Regions from separate parts of the Mus musculus genome. Here all the other regions are linked to region 1. A link is a loop called in an ENCODE intact Hi-C map of the cell type or tissue named here. Cell type or tissue: left cerebral cortex. All regions are shown on one strand. Links, peaks and the distances in the headings refer to the core of each region. The heading gives the core; the rest is flanking DNA. Region 1 has its middle 6.1 kb from the start of Cracdl. Region 2 overlaps Tsga10 (testis specific 10). Region 3 has its middle 6.8 kb from the start of Lipt1.

Evidence for each region. A loop is a pair of places that touch in the nucleus more often than their neighbours do. Peaks named below come from ENCODE experiments on the same cell type or tissue, not always from the same donor. Only the 100,000 strongest peaks of a DNase experiment are listed, where the experiment ranks them.
Region 2: a loop joins it to region 1, with 4 times the contacts of the local background. A loop is called at or near these places in 4 of 42 quality-filtered maps.
Region 3: it touches region 1 in a loop (9-fold over the local background); 9 of 42 quality-filtered maps call a loop at or near these places.

The regions. Positions count from the first base shown.
Region 1 is chr1:37,723,197-37,728,639 of GRCm38, reverse strand. No RefSeq gene overlaps it. Among named protein-coding and RNA genes, the nearest start is that of Cracdl, 6.1 kb to the right of the region's middle. In left cerebral cortex, for the core only: no CTCF peak of the experiment used is centred there; DNase peaks (open chromatin) are centred at 386, 1,258, 1,998 and 2,668; H3K4me3 peaks cover 690 bases; H3K27ac peaks cover 4,623 bases.
Region 2 is chr1:37,799,293-37,804,735 of GRCm38, reverse strand. Tsga10 (testis specific 10) reads left to right here. Exons shown (of 18, transcript NM_001290721.1): 13 at 1-107; 14 at 2,831-3,016. Among named protein-coding and RNA genes, the nearest start is that of Tsga10, 53 kb to the left of the region's middle. In left cerebral cortex, for the core only: a CTCF peak has its summit at 2,244 (motif pointing right); a DNase peak (open chromatin) is centred at 2,254.
Region 3 is chr1:37,862,738-37,868,180 of GRCm38, reverse strand. It overlaps a transcript of Tsga10 not described here. Among named protein-coding and RNA genes, the nearest start is that of Lipt1, 6.8 kb to the left of the region's middle. In left cerebral cortex, for the core only: CTCF peaks have their summits at 904 (motif pointing right) and 3,062; DNase peaks (open chromatin) are centred at 1,671, 2,175, 2,461, 3,051 and 1 more place; H3K4me3 peaks cover 2,898 bases; H3K27ac peaks cover 1,920 bases.

The DNA of each region.
Region 1 (5,443 bases), core at 125-5,124:
TGCTTGCAGATAAGGTGCGAGCAGATGAGCCTGAGAGGAATGAATTCAACTTGCAACCCGTTGCCTGGTTTGTCTAAATGGTGATCACCCAGGGAAGTTCCAGTGACCCTCTGAGTATCTCCAGTGATGAGCTGGGTGCGATACATCAGTGATGAGAAGCTTACAGCTTGAGTATCCCCAGATCTGTGCAAGCCCTGAGCGCCCTGTGGGGTCGGCAAGGCCCTAGTCGCCTTTCCCCAGCCCCCCCACAGCTCTTCTCCCTCAAGAGAGCCTCCTTCCCAGACCCTCCCCGTGAATCCCAGCTCCTCCAGCCGCCCTGGATTCCACGAGCTTCATTTCCTTAACTCAGCAAAGCTGCCAGACTCCAGCTTCCTTCTCTCTCTCTGCCCACGCAGCACAGAAACCACCTTCAGGCAAGAAGCCAAGGTGATCTTCAGGCTCAGCGTTCATTTCTCTGTTCTTAGGGACCACAGCGCTCTGCTGCTGTTTTAGTTAGGTGAGCATAATCATTTCCTGTTTTGTTTTGGTTTTTCCCCAGTGTCCAGTTGTTTAACCCTTTGTATACCGCTGCATTCACCTGTATTGATTTGTGTGTGTGTGTGTGTGTGTGTGTGTGTTTGTGTTGTGTTGGATACTAGAATATGGGGTATATGTGCACCACAGCTGAGCTAAAGGACCGCAGAGCCATATTCCCAAGTTCTCACAAAGGCCCACACAGACCTGTTCACTGGTCCCCTCCCAAGCCGCACATGTACTCAGGAAAATGTTCGCTTAGGACAATCCCCTTTGAGGCCAAAGGGGAAGGCAAGTGACAGGAGGGGAGTGTAGCACCCCTAAACTTCAGGCAATCCAAAACAAAAAACAAAAAACAAAAAGCATGGCTCCTGTCTGTCATATGTAGCTGGTGCGACCGGCCCCACGGTTTCATCGTTCTGTCCCATGGACTAAACGGAAAGACGTTCAAGTTTCTGTCATACACTTGAGTTGAGATACACCAAATTACCATAACCTGAATTCAATACTTTCTCTAGATTCTCCACAAAGAGAGGAGAATTGACTTCTCATTTAAATGCGACACTCACCATAAGGGTCTTGGGGGCTGACCACTGGATCACGTGAATAGTCTCACGTGACTATTTACTGCTGTTTCAACTTTGACAGGGTCCCCCTGGGTTCCAGGTAGCTGGAATGCAGATATGTTGTCCAATTGTATTTGGAGCAAAAAAAAGGGAGCATATGTGTGCCACCATCACCCGCTCTGCATCTGACTCATGCGGAAGCAGTCTGTGCTTGGCATTGCGGTAAGAGACTTGCAGAGGACCTGTACCCAACATTTCCCATAATGCCCTCACCAGTGCTTTTCACCAACAGCCCAGCGCTACTTAGGAGCTTCCTTCCCCCTGCCCCCCCCCCCCGCCCCCTGCCCCCAACCCCCACCAGGGTTTCAGGAAATTACGCATACTCCCACTGAGTGGAAAACTTCAAATCAATGATTGCCACTGATCCCTTTGAAGGGATTGGTTGCCAGTTGTTGCTCTACTAATGGAACATTATACAAAGGCTTGTTGGAATGAGGGTTTGGAAAGGAAGACTAGCAAAAACCAAGGAAGCTTGCCTACCAAAGGTAGTCCAGGAATGCTTCGAGCTGCGAGAGAACTCTAATGCACACTAAACTGAGACTCGGTTTTATCTCATCTGTGCACAGGGCTTCCCACCCCTAGGCGATTCTGTATGGACTCGACGCTGATCAGGCAATAGACAAATTAGATTCAAAATACAATCAAGAAAACTTGCCACAGATCCATGAAATAAACCACAGACCTCCCTCCATTCTAAGGGGACGGGGTGAGGCAAATAATAGCCAGGAAGTGACTGCTATCCTCTTTCCTCTCAGCAAATCTGCGAATCTACCCGAGGACTCATCGGCACAGTCAGACCACGGATTTACCATCCCCGCTCCTGGTTTTCCATGGAAACAATGAAAAAAATTATTCCGCACCCTCCTTCCACTCCAGACACTATTTTTAGTGCTACCATTTGCTATAGAAACACTGGCTTCGTTCTCTCACCTTCATGCCACAGCCTCTCACTGACAGAGATGGCAGCAGCTGCTTAAGCAGTTTTCAGAAGAGAGGATGTGTTTTGGGTACCAAACACCTGCCTTCTGAGCACCTTTTGTTTGCAACTCAGCCACAAATTAGGAACAGCCCAAATATTGGCCACTAAAATATTTTAGTGATTAAAAGTACCTTTGAAAAAAAATTATACTCTATCAAATCAGTAAGGTATGATTTTCCAAGCAAAGGGGCTAAGAGTATGGCCATTTGTTCTGCTGTGAAGATAGTTGTTTTGAAAATCTGTGACGACCAGAGAAATTCCACAAAGTGCAGACCTGGACCGGGAAGTGGCTTGTCTGTACACACAGAGGTGGGCGGGGTTTGTGCGCCCCCTCTGCTCAATGCAGGGGTGAGGCGGTGCTTGGCTGTCAGTGGGTAGCCTTGGAGCAGGCACCTTTTCTTCCAGAAAATGAGGAAGGAAAGCACATTTTCTAAGATCCTGGGCAGATCTAAGCTTCCATACCCTAGTCACGTAGCACATCGTGCTGGGGAGGCGAGAGAGGCTCCAGGAAGCTCCATCTAAATGAAAGCCGTGGATGGCATTGGGTACCAGAGACACAGCAGCGCGCTCATTGGCACAGATTATCACTCTTATTCAGCGCCTTACATTTAGACTCCCACATTTGTTCTCCTTGTTTCTAAATTAGTCAGTGTAAAGACTTTTAAAAGATTAGCTGGTTTAAAGCCACATTTGCAAAAAGGAGCTATGTGGGCCAGCACAAAAATCAGATACACGCTTGTTTTATCTCTCTGCTTGAGAGAAGAGTAGCGATTTGGACGTTTTCTTGATAATTAAGAGTTCCCAGTTCTATTATTTTAAATATTATTCCATATAAACACAATATTATTGTTACTGGCATTGTTCCCCAATCATGTTCCAGATTCTTCCACATCCAGAAACCTGACCACTTATTTGCATAAACAAAGTAACAAGTGTTTTCCCAAACAGCTAGGAGGAAGCATTCAACCATGGTGTTCTATGGAAAGCAGTACATATCATCGATGCCTAAAAGCGACGCAATTCTGATGGTTAGGTGTCCCGAATAAAAGAGCAAACCATTTGTGAAAGGGGGAAAGGACTAATAACAAATCTTGTAACATTTGGGTGGGTAAAATGAAGATTGTCTTGGAAGCATTGTGATGTACTTGGGGGAAAATCTGTGCATTGCCGAAGAGTCTATATGTAGCTTAAAGGTACTTAAATAGTCAAGATTCCAAAACAGATCACCACTATTTATCATGAAACAACAACAATAACAGGAACAAATGATGTCTCTTAGCCAAGAGTCTGGACCCTATTAGAGTGGGCAACGATAGCCTTCATTTAGAATACTAATTATTAAGCTTATACAGGCAGCAATTGACCCGAGCGTGTCTGATGGACCACTGCCACAGACGGTGCCAGTGAGCAGGAACTGTGGAATGGAACCCAGCAATGAGATGGGAAATCTAAACAAATGTTTTACTAGTCACCCTTTGTCGTGATAATAAATTGCCAAAAGCTCAGTGGGGGTGTGCATGTTGTGCACCTGTGTGCGTATGTTTGTGTTTGATATGCGTGTGAATGCGTGTGTGCTGTAAACATGTGCACCCTTGCATTTGTGGAGCCCAGAGGGAAATGGCCTCCTCTAGCCTGCCGTTGTTCCTTTGAGGCAATGGCTCCCACTGGAGCTCTGCTGCTGCCTGGGCCAGGCTTCTCGGCCAACAATCCTCCTGTCTCCGATGCATCACGTGGGTGCTGAGAATCAGGTCCCCCCGCTTTACCCACTGCGCCATCCCCCTAGCTCCAAAATGGTAGCTTTGAGTAAGTTAACCCATTTATAGTTCTGGGTTTTAAAGCCCTGGTAGAAGAAATCTCACCAGGATAAAATTCAATGGATTTTATTGATAACATTGACACAAATCAAGGCTTATATTCTTTTGGAGGCTCAAGTAGGGAGAAACTGTATCCTTCCCTTTGTAGCATTAGCAAATTCCCACTTTTCTGGGCTTACGGCCCCCTCTCCCACCCTAAGGCACTGTTCAGTGGGTTTCTCTAGTTCCCTGCCACTTCTCAGAACGCCATCAGCCCCTTCTCCCATGAGCAGCTTTATTACAGTGCTGGACCCACCCATATGATGTAGGAAACTCCTCCTATCTGCTCTCAGATGATGAATAGTTACCGTTCTGTAACTATTTAATTTCCTGCGAGAAACAAACCCATAGACAAGCTCTTCACAAGAGACTATGGTAGGAAATGGGAACGCACAGCATCAGAGAGCAGTCATGGCCGGCAGGGAGCCACCCAGGGACAATGAAAATGTAACCACGGTGTCTCAGGCCTGTGGAGCCAGGGCCTCGGGCCCACTCATACTGATTCACTTGGAGACACCCCCCAGCAGCTCTCTTAAGGAAGGAAATGCTGGTAAATCCTCACTGGTGGATCATCCCCATACAGTCAAAGAATGCCATAGCATACCTTGGAATCAAGGCAGTAGTACAATACTAAACATTAAATTGTGGGATAGCCATCAAGCAGAACCTTAGCAAGCCGTTGGGAATCTATACTTAGGAAGACATCATTATCACATGCAGAGATCCTTGTATTTTAATGTAGTTCTTTAAAGAGAATATATAATTATTTGCCTTAGCCTTAACTATGGAGGGGTGAGGGTGGGGGTATGGGATTGAGCCAAGGCTTTGGGTGTCCTAGGTAAGTGCTTTACCTCTGAGGTGAATCTCTCTCCTTGTGCCTTAACTCCAGTTACACAGGAGACATTTGTATACCCTCTTTATAATAAATAAAAATGGAAGCAAAACAAAAACCAAAGAAACAGAAAACAAAATAAAACAAAACAAAACCAGCAATAGGAGTGACTTCTGGGGTTGGAACCACTGGTGCTCTCCACTTCTTTCTCCTTTATGTAGGGCCCATCTGGGGTTCAGAAAGCAATTAAGCATTCAAAGAAAAGCCCAGCGAGGCTGGAGACCTCTTTCTGGGTTTAACCTGAGCAGCTCTGCATTTTCTTGGCTTCCCTTCCCGCCAAGCCTGGCTGTAGGAATGGAGGAGGTTGGTGTAGGTTGTGGTTTTAAGCGGGGGGGGGGGGGGGGGGGGGGGGGGGGCAGGGCTCCTGGCACTGGTGTCCGGGTGGGTGGCTTTGCGTAGCTGCCTCGAGGATCAAGGCCAGAGTGGCTGGAGAGGGAGTGGGCTAAGGCAGAGGGAAGGCAACAGAACAAACTCTGGGCAATGACTGGGAATAGGTCAGTTGGGGAAACTGAGTCTGGAACGGAAGGGTGGCTACTGCAGCCTCATATGTGGGTCACACACAGCCGGTCATGGTGGAAGC
Region 2 (5,443 bases), core at 147-5,146, 76 kb before region 1:
TGTCCAAAAAACTGAATGATACTCATAACGAACTCAGTGACATAAAGCAGAAGGTCCAGGACACGAATCTGGAGGTTAACAAGTTGAAGAACATATTAAAGTCTGAGGTACACAGAGACAGTTTTTCCTTTGCTCATGATACAAGTGTTGGTAAGACCTAATTTAATGATCTGTTACACTCACCAGATTTGTAGATCAAGTCTTTATTTAATCAGATATTACAGTTTTGACTGTGCAGATTAACCATTTACATTTAGAATCACCAGTGTCCTAGAAGATGACACTAGAACATGTTTTCTTTCAGTTTGCTAAATTTAGAGTAAACATCCTAGGTAAGTAGATTCTCTCTAATCAAAGAACAATGGGCATAAAATCCTGAGTTTTCTGTTACATACTGACTAAAGTGGCTTTTCCTGATTGTTTGACAGGGCAGAATGGATCTCACTAATTTTAGAACATCTGTTTCTAAGAACCAGTAGACTACAGTCATTTGCACATCTCTTTAGCCACTATTTGATATAAGGTGTGTGTGTGTGTGTGTGTGTGTGTGTGTGTGTGTGTGTGACTTCAGAGATTTCTGAATGTGGATGTATGTATCTGCTCTGTAATAATACAGTTTGTCTGAATATAGAGCTGCACTTAGTGCTGTGTATTAAGTACATAGAGATGTACTTCGGTAAAATGTCTAAAATAGTGTAATAGATCAGTATCATAGGTGTGGTGTTACCTACATGAGACTCAAAGTGTCTATGGGAACTTTACTTCCATAATCTGTGTATGTGATTTAGCATATCATTTAATATCTGCATACAAACATATTTTGAACATTTGTTCATAGTGTACATAAACAACATTTTCAAGGGCTTGGTGAGGTAAGCCATTCTTAGGACTCCTAGATTGTACCTGTCACCTTCAGGAGCTTTGGAACTTCTGAGTCCAGGGGAACATACATTTGATTAGAAAGGGTGGCATATTCATTCTTTGATTATTTTATTAGCTCAGGATTTCTGATAGAGAAATTTACTGTTTCCAGGAAGGAGAGCATTCCTGACATTAGTGAGATAATAACTGACATTTAAAGAGCAGGCTAGGCAGACCACAGTACTGAGGCTTTCTTTCTCTCTATGCATGTGTATTCTATGTGAATCTGTGTGTCTATCTGCGTGTGAGTGTGGATGCCTGCAGAGGCTAGATGCCCCTCAAACCAAAGGTTCAGAAAGTTGTAAGTTGTCCAACATGGTTGCTGGGAAACAAACTCGGGTTTTTACAGGAGCAGGATGAGCCATCTCGCCAGTCCCTAAGATAAGATAGCAATGGTTATTCAGCATAGTATATTATTTATGGAACTGATTTTCCCTGTAGAAAGCAGGTCCTACTTCAACTAATTTATTTATGGGATCACATTGAAGATTAAAAAAATCTTGAGTGGGTAGGGAAGTGGGGGGAGGGTATGGGGGACTTTTGGGATAGCATTGGAAATGTAATTGAGGAAAATATGTAATAAAAAAAAATCTGATTCCAGCTGGGTGTGGTGGCGCACACCTTTAATCCCAGCACTCGGGAGGCAGAGGCAGGCAGATTTCTGAGTTCAAGGCCAGCCTGGTCTACAAAGTGAGTTTCAGGACAGCCAGAGCTACACAGAGAAACCCTATCTCTAAAAACAAACCAACCAACCAAATAAACAAAAACTCTGATTCCTGCAGGTGGTAGATACAGCTCAGTGGTAAAAGTACTTGCCTAGTATGTGCACGGTTCTGGATTCAATCCTAGTATTGCCAGAGATAACCTGGCTCTGTATTATATGTACAACTTATACATGAGTGTATATTATTAGCATACATTTGGTATTTTTGAACAATACTTTTGAGCAATTTCTGACAAAATAGTAAAAAGTTCAAAAAAAATTAAAGTCTGTGACCAAGAAAATTATGGCTCAGAGACAGGAGACATGGCTTAGTGTTAAAGAGCACTCTTCCAGAGGACCCAAGTTCAGTGTTCAGAACTAAAGTCAGCTCCTGGGAACCCAAAATCTCTGGTCTCCAAGGGCACCAGCTCTCAATGTGAATACACACACACACACACACACACACACAGAGAGAGAGAGAGCAGTTAAAAATAATATAAATAAATCTTATTAGATATTGACCCTTAAGATGTGAAAGGGTCATATAGAAATTCTGTGGCCAGTATATCAGATGGTTGGGAACAAGGGAGTGGTAGTGAGAAGGTTGGCAGCTGAGGCCAGCAGGGGTCAGTAAACAGTCATGGAGGAAAAGATTCCCTTAGAAGAAACACAGCATGTGTTTGTCCAGGTCCTCTAGAGAAAGTACCCAAGGAGCTAAAGGGGTCTGCAACCCTATAGATGGAACAACAATATGAACTAACCAGTACCCCCGGAGCTCATGTCTCTAGCTGCATATGTAGCAGAAGATGGCCTAGTCAGCCATCATTGGGAAGAGAGGCCCCTTGGTCTTACAAACTTTATATGCCTCAGTACGGGGGAACGCCAGCGCCAAGAAGTGGGAATGGGTGGGGGTCTGGGGGGACTTTTGGGATAGCATTTGAAATGTAAATAAAGAAAATACCTAATTAAAAAATAAATTAAAAAAAAAAGAGTAATCTGCTGAGTGAGGAACTGATGGACGCAGGTTGGGGCATTCTTCTTTATGTTCCTTACAGGTTGACCATCTTTCTAGGCTAAGGGGTTAGTAGGATTTCTTCAGGGTTATGTACCAGTGATTTCCCAGTGGCCTAGATAGCAGTGTTCCAAAAGCACTTTATGTTAAATACTTTTAAAGTTTTAAAGTAATACACAAGATTTGCTTTTTAGGAATCTGAGAACCGGCAAATAATGGAACAACTCCGAAAAGCCAATGAAGATGCTGAAAACTGGGAAAATAAGGCCCGCCAGACAGAGGCAGAAAACAACACCCTCAAACTGGAACTTATCACTGCTGAAGCAGAGGGCAACAGATTAAAGGAAAAAGTTGATGCCCTTAACAGAGAGGTTGAGCAAGTAAGTTTGCAGAAATGTGCTTACAGTGTCTCACGTGTCATACTAAGTGAGCTTGGCTTGGCTCAACATAATGTCAATCAGTTGAATTATATAAATGGACTGTAAGTTAGAGCCCCTTAAGTACTCTTCTATCCACCTTGGTTCTCAGGTACCCACAACCAGAAAAATTATCAGCTTTTTATTTCTTAGTTGGGAACTGTTCGGGGGGGGGGACCCAAATTTTTAAAAAATAATAAAACAGATCTATTTTTATCCTACAGCTATAAGAACATTAGCATGTTTCCACATTTGTTTCATATAGCTTTGTTTAAGGAAACATATCATCAGAGTCGGGAGTAATGTGTCTCAGTGGTTAAGAGCTCTTGCTGATCTTCCAGAAGACCCGAGTTCCATTCCCAGGAGCCACATGGGGTGGCTCCTACCACCTGTCATTGCAGCTCCAGGAGAATGGCTTCCCCTCGTGGCCTCCACAGATGCCAGCACCCATGTGGTACACACACACACACGCACACACACAAAATAAAAATAAGATAAATTAAAAGAAAGCAAACATTAAGCTATAGCTTCTCACACACATACTGGGTATGTGTAACTTTGACATTATTCTAGCTGTTTCTCACGAGCTCATACTCTGTCTGTGCATCTCTTACCTATCCATGATAGTTAATGCTTTCTATTTTCAAGTCAGGTTTGCAATGTGTGTGTGTGTGTCACCTGCCAGTGTAGTAGTGGTGTGTGTGTGTGTGTGTGTGTGTGTGTGTGTACTGTGTGTTGTGTGTGTTTGTGTGTGTGTGTTTTAAGATTTTATTTTTATTTTTAAAAAGACTTTATTTATTTTATGTATATTAGTACACTGTTGCTGTTTTCAGACGCACCAGAAGAAGGCATCAGATCCTATTAAAAATGGTGTGGTTGCTGGGAATTGAACTCAGGACCTCTGAAAGAGCAGCCAGTGCTCTTAACTGCTGAGCCATCTCTCTAGGCCCACCATGTGGCTCTATTTTTATTTTTAGTTGTATGTATGTATGTATGTATGTATGTATGTATGTATGCATGTGCATGTGTGAGAAAGAGGGAGAGGGAGGGGGCTTGTGCATGTGAGTCCAGTGCCCATGGTGTTGGATCTCCTGGAACTGGAGTTACATATGGTTGTTAGCAGCCTGACTTGGTTTCTGTGAATCAAACTTCTGTTTGACAATGCAGTATGTTCTCTTAATTGCTGAGTCATCTCTCCAGTCCTTGTCATCAAGTCTGTATTTGTTAGGGCTGGAGGTTTGGTTTGGTATCAAGCCTAGAACATCTGAAGGCCTGAATTCATCCCTGGCATGACAAATAATTTTATTTAAGTAATAAAATATACTAATTATGTGTTTGCAACAACGTTAAAGCTTCATCTGATTCGTTACACACATCCATCAGACAGCGGCATATATTCATTGTATCAATGTTGTCTTGCTTAAATTATCCCCACATTAAGGGGAATTTAATTTTCCCCCCTTTCTGTAGTGAAGGGCTGTGTAACAAACATTCTTTTTATTTCTCTTGGCTCTGTTTTCTTAGGCTTATGCTTGGAAGCGAGTGCCTAGTCTAAGACACACAATTTCGCTTAGTTTATCAAATTGCTTTCTAAAAGTTTACTCTTGCCAGAAACCATGGGTTATGATTTGCTTAAATACTATATTCTGTATTATGAGCCTTAATTTTTCCACAGTTGGGTTCTATGTTTCCTAGATTACAAGTGAAACTGAACGTCTTTAATGCTGCTTTTTAAAAACGACAACTGAATCTTTTACCAAAACAAAGTGTCCTCAAACCCCACGAAAATTACACGACCTCTCAGAAGCAACTGTGCATCAGAAATTAATTTGAAAGTCTTCCTTCCATACATTGTTAACAAAGCCCTTTCTAGGATGAGCGTCCTCTGTGCCAAAACCACTGTGTTCTAAGAATATCTTTGATGGACATGTGAGACCTCTTGAGGTTTTTCCTTCAGCAAGAGCAAAACCAGTACTAAAAGCCCAATAGCAGGAAGCTGAGGGTTTCTGGCAGAGACTGGCTGACACTTGCCTGATTCACATTTTGTCAACAGCAGGTGGCACATACCTGATGAAGACACAAGTTACAGGGTTCAGTGTTTATTGACCACTTAAGGTTTCTCTTGCTGTTGGTAATTAACACTTCTCTAAATCATCCTGGTGATGGTTGTGGTGGCAGCGTGCCCCAATGTTCTGGATTCTCAAATGAAACACACACACACACACACACAGAGAGAGAGAGAGAGAGAGAGAGAGAGAGAGAGAGAGAGAGAGAGAGAGAGAGGGAGAGAGAGAGAGAGAGAGAGAGAGAGAACCTTCTATTTTAATATGCCTTAAAAGGCTCAATGGTTGGACCACTCCCAAACTTCCACGTTGCTAATGCCTCCCCTCC
Region 3 (5,443 bases), core at 146-5,145, 140 kb before region 1:
CCCCAGCATCAAACCAAAACAGAAACCAAACAATGAACCAAGCAAACAGACCACAACAGAAACCCCTGTATTGTATAAACGGTTACAAGTCCCCACCTATCCAGATACAAAGTAGTCTTCATTACATCCATCATCACTTGGGACAGCACTATGTGATATCTCGACAACAGATATAGGTTTAGCTTTTCTCATTCGAGATATCATTATAAAATGATAGTTACCACAAGAGGAACTATTCGAATTGGAAGGAACTACTTCCTAACTCTGAATTGAAGGCAGCCCGCCAGAAAAGACTCATGGTCTGGAGTGCTTCTGAAGGCAGGTGACTTATGGTTCTTTCCTACAGAGCCGTCAGCAGAGCGCTCTCAGAACAGGGAGGAAGGTAGAGGGCTCCACAGCAAACTCCCCAAATGGAAGTGCAGTACATAAAAAGTACTCGACAGACATAGTTATGTTAGCTAATTTACATATTCCCAAGATAATGGCAAAGTAAAGTATATAGAGAAGTATCTCTCTCTCTCTCTCTCTCTCTCTATATATATATATATATATACATATATATGTCACACAAACTTATCTATACATACATACATACATACATACATACATACATTCAGGGTTTCTCTGTGTAGCCTTAGCTGTCCAGGAACTTGTTCTGCAGACCAGGCTGACCTTAGACTCACAGAGATCCACCTGCCTCTGCCTCCTGAGTACTGGGATTAAAGGCATGCACTATCACTGCCCAGCATAGAACAATATGTTTTATAATGGAATGTTTTTTTAAAATATCAAACTTTCAGCAATAAAAAATACAATTCTAATTTTTATTGAAACGTATTTTTATTTTATGTGTATGAATGTTCTGCCTGCATGTATGTGTGCACTGTGTGCATGTAGTGCCTGTGGAGACCAGAAGAGGGCAGCAGACCCTTTGGAACTGGAATTAGAGGGTTGTGAGTCACCTTATGGATGCTGGGACTTGAATCTGGGTTCTGTAGAAGAGCAGCAGCCAGTGCTCTTAACCACTTCTCCAGCCCCAAGCTTGCTTGCTTGCTTGATTGCTTTCCCTTTTCCTTTTTCCTTTCCTTTCCTTTCCTTTCCTTTCCTTTCCTTCCCTTCCCTTTCCTTTTTCCTTTCCCTCCCCTCCCCTCCCTTTCCTTTTTCCCTTCCCTCCCCTCCCCTCCCCTCCCCTCCCCTCCCTTCCCCTTTCCTTTCTGTTTCTTCCTTTCTTTCTTTTTTTGACACTGGATCTCAGTGTCTGGCACAGAGCCTGGCACAGAGAACAGTTTTCAGATGAAGAATTGTGGCTAAGGTTAAATCCAACCAGGGGTGGTTTTTACAGGACAAACCTATAGTACACATAAAGTAATCAAAAAATTTAAAGCTAAAATTTACAAAGACCCCTCCCCAGGTAAAAATGACAGTCAATAAACGGGCTAATGAAATGGGCCATTCTCAAAAGAAGAAACATGTATGACCAGTAAATGTTCTGAAAAGTTCTGAACAGCATTAGCAATCAGGGAAATGCAAATTAGGGTTCTCCCTCACTCCAAATCAGAAGAGCCATCATCATGAAAACAAATTACAAGTGCTGGCAAGGATGCGATGAGTCCCTTTACAGTGCTGGAGGGCATGCAAACCGATGTGAACTCAGTGTGAAGACTTCTCAAAAACACAAAAAACAGAGCTACCTATGACTTAGTGTTACTGCTTCTGACACGCCCAGAGGTCTTCATACACTACCACAGGGACACTTGAACATTCATGTTTATTGCTGCGTTATTCACAATAGCCAGGAAATGGATCCAGCTTACACCGGAACAGATGAATCAATAATGGAAACATTATACATATACGATGGAACTTTACTCAACTATAATGGAAAATGAAGTCACGAAATCTGCAGAAAAATGGATTTGGAAATTATTTGAAACGAGATAATCCACACTCACGAAGTCAGATGCCATTATGTTCTTTTTTGCGTGCCGATTCTAACATATTAAGTAGGGGGTATATACGGGTGTGTGGGTACAGTTCATGAAACTGCAAGGTGAGGGGGAAAAGAGTGGTTTGGGGGTAACAGAACACTATGACAGGAAAGCAGAAGGGGACCACTGGAGTGAACCGGCAAAAGAGGGGGGATGGGAGAAAAGGCGCAGGAGAAACAACAGAAACAAATTCTGAACGCAAATGCCACAAGAAATCCCGTGTACTTTGTATACTAATAAAATAAGTAAAAACAGACAGGGTTAAAAAAAAAGCTTCTGGCTAAAGATGGGTAGAAGCGGTTACGCACTCACAAAGCAGTAAGACAAAATGTCTTTCATGCTAAACTGTAAGAAACAATGGTAGCATAGCGCGGTGCTCATTTCTTTCCATTTAAAAAGATTCAAGATGCCATTTTAACTTAGTTGGGTAGCCAAAAATACCACGTCGGATAAGAAAAGAAGGCTCAAATCTGCTCACTGGTAGGAGCCAAACTTGGGGTAAAAACTTTAGATACAGTATTTAACATCTCACAAGGTTTTATAGCCTTTCTCGGTTTTCATCGCCAGGCTTGCTAGAGAGGACTGGCATGTAGAGAAGAAATGTCAGCCTGGCGTAGGGGAGATGATTGCTGGGTCTGACATTTCCGAGGTCCATTCTGAGACTGGTGGCCAGGTGCCACGCTCACCCGGAAAGATCGGCTCCCGCCGGTAAGCTGCAACAGGGCACCCCACCTGAAGGCTCCCACAGCACAGCTTCCTGACCATTGCTGCGCACTGGAGCAGCTCTAGGGAGTAACCGCTTCCCTCAGCCAAGAACGCCTGGGGCTCCTGGGACCGCAGCAGTGGCTCAGCCCTGGGCAATAGCCTTCGCGCCTGCGCGGGCTAGAGGATGGTTACTAGGAGACCGGACGCAGGGGTCGGCCATCTCGGCGCTGCGTGGCCGTGCGCCTGCGCGGCACCGATGGGCCCGGAAAAGGCTTCCAGTCGGAGCCCTGAGAGGCGGGCCGGCGGCGGTCCACGTCGCTACGTGCTCGCTCGGGTGCGCGCGCACGATCCGTAGTCTCCGCGAGAGGGCGTGTCGAGACAGGTACGCGTGCGCACGGGTGCTAGGGCGCGCCGGACGGAAGTGGAGCGTAGGCGCCGGGGAGGTGGAAGAAGAGCCCCGCTCAGGTACAGAGCGTGAGGGCGGGGCGTCGGCCAGCCCGGAGCTAACCGCTCCCGCCCTCTTCCCGCTGCGCCACACGGAGCGCCTGCCTCCGCCGGGGCGGGGCCCAGGGAGCGGGAAGGAGGAGACTGGGGAGGAGACAGGGGCGGGAAGGAGGAGACTAGGGCGGAGGATGGAGGCCGGGGTGGGGCTGGATGTCCCGCTGAGGCGGAGGCCCCTCAGTGGCCGGGATGAGCTCCGGGGAGAACGACGGCCAGGGAGGTCGGGGGAGGGCTGCGGAGCTCCAGGGAGGAGTCGCGGAGGTGCGCTGGGCTAGAGAAGAGCCATCCCGGGGCGGCTGCAAGAGGGTGGGGAGAGCCTGACTGTGGCCCGGGTTGGGCATCGCTGCTTAGGCGGCTGCGTCGCGGACCTGCCGGGTGGGAATGGGTTCCAGGAGCAAAGCTTACCCTAGTTTCAGGGGAGTTCATGGTTGAGCCCAGTTCCTATGGTGACCGCTTCGCTGCCTGCCTCAGCTTGGTTGTTGGGGGACTGTTTTGCTTAGAGACACTGTGAGGTGAAGCTGTGGCATTTGGGAGCTCAGCCTGTCTATTCCTGAACCCCTCAGTCTCTCTTAATCTCTTCTTAATAGACTAGGAGGCAGGTGAAGGCAGAAATTGAGATTTTGCATGGAAAAAAAATCTCATAATCTCTTTATAGTTTATAGAAGAAAGGCAAGGTAGGCTGTCTTGTTTGAAAAAATTATTCAAGTCTGTCATGCACTTGATACCTAAAAAGTATATATGTACATAAGGATACATGTATTTGTATATATCTCTCAGTCAACGATTTAGACACTAAGAAAAATTTGCACAAGTGGCTGTTTTCTCTAAGCCCCTGTAAATCTATGTGACCTACGGTCTTTGTCATTTCAAATTTATTCTGGTTTTCAGGACTTCGAGTACATTTTGTTCACTTTCAGGAAATAAAGTCATAGTAATTTCGGAATAGAATAGGTTGTTAAGATAAAGGGACGTTATCGTATTTAACTGTGCTTCAAGAACAAACCAGTTGTATTTTAATTAAACAATAAACTAAGTTCTTCTGTCTTAATTATTGAGAAAGAAATAAGGTAAAATTACATTCATCAATATTCTTTGAAATTCCAAACCTCGATATTGTTTATTGGCAGTTTCAAAAACAGGTTTTACTTACTTTCCAAAGAAGAATCACTGTTGTAGTCCAGCTATAACCAGGCAAGGAGAGAGTCTCTGGGTTCTGCCTTATTTGTTTAAAAATAATTTGGTTTTAAAGTTTTCCATAAGTAGGGGCCATTAGAACAGGTGTTATTTATTCTCTCAGGCATCACATGCTCTTGCTCTTTGCTTGTTGCCCAGACTGACAATGTTAGGCATTCGGGCCATTAGAACAGGTGTTATTTATTCTCTCAGGCATCACATGCTCTTGCTCTTTGCTTGTTGCCCAGACTGACAATGTTAGGCATTCCCTTGCTTTTCCTAATAGTTTTATCATCTTATGTGAACACACAGCATACAGTCTGCCTTGTTATGGAACTTTATATAAGAGGAATTGTAACACGTGTTCTACAGCTTCTGTGCTTAACACTTAGAGATTGTAGCCTTATTGCTTCTAGGTACTTTGCTGGTTAGTGTTCCATTGTAAAGATATACCACGATTTACTGTTGGTGGACAGTAGGTTTTAAAATAACGGACAGGGTTATGGATATTAAAATATATGCATCTCATGTTTTGAGGAGAGGCGGTTGGAAAGGTAGTGCTTTTTGTTTTAGTTACACCATTAGTCTTAGTCTTAAGTTACTAATCCCTTTGGTCCAGAAAAGCCTTCAGAGAACAACTGACCCCTTTCTTGTGTTTCTAAGGTCTTGTTTCACTCTTCATTGAGGACATAAGTAATTTCTTTAGAGATTGGATTGTAGAAACGAGATGAGCTTGGAGCTTGAATTGGAATGACTGGAAAGATTTTGTTGTTGTTTACCTTAAGAAAAGTTTAAACTTTAATGACTTTTGTCCCTTCCCAACTTTTGCTGATATTTTTTAAACATATAATCTTAACTTCTATTTCACTGAAAAATTAAAGTCCCAGTAGATAGGAAGTTCCTCAGATTATACCCCTTAGTTAAAATTTCACTTACCTTTGCTTTTCTCATTCTTGTGTCAGAATACAGTATACCTACTACCTGGATTTCTTCATGTTATTCACCTTTTTGCCCTTCCACCAGTCAACATTAATTTATGTCTTCATTGTTTCTCTGCTGTAGGGCTTCATTGCCTG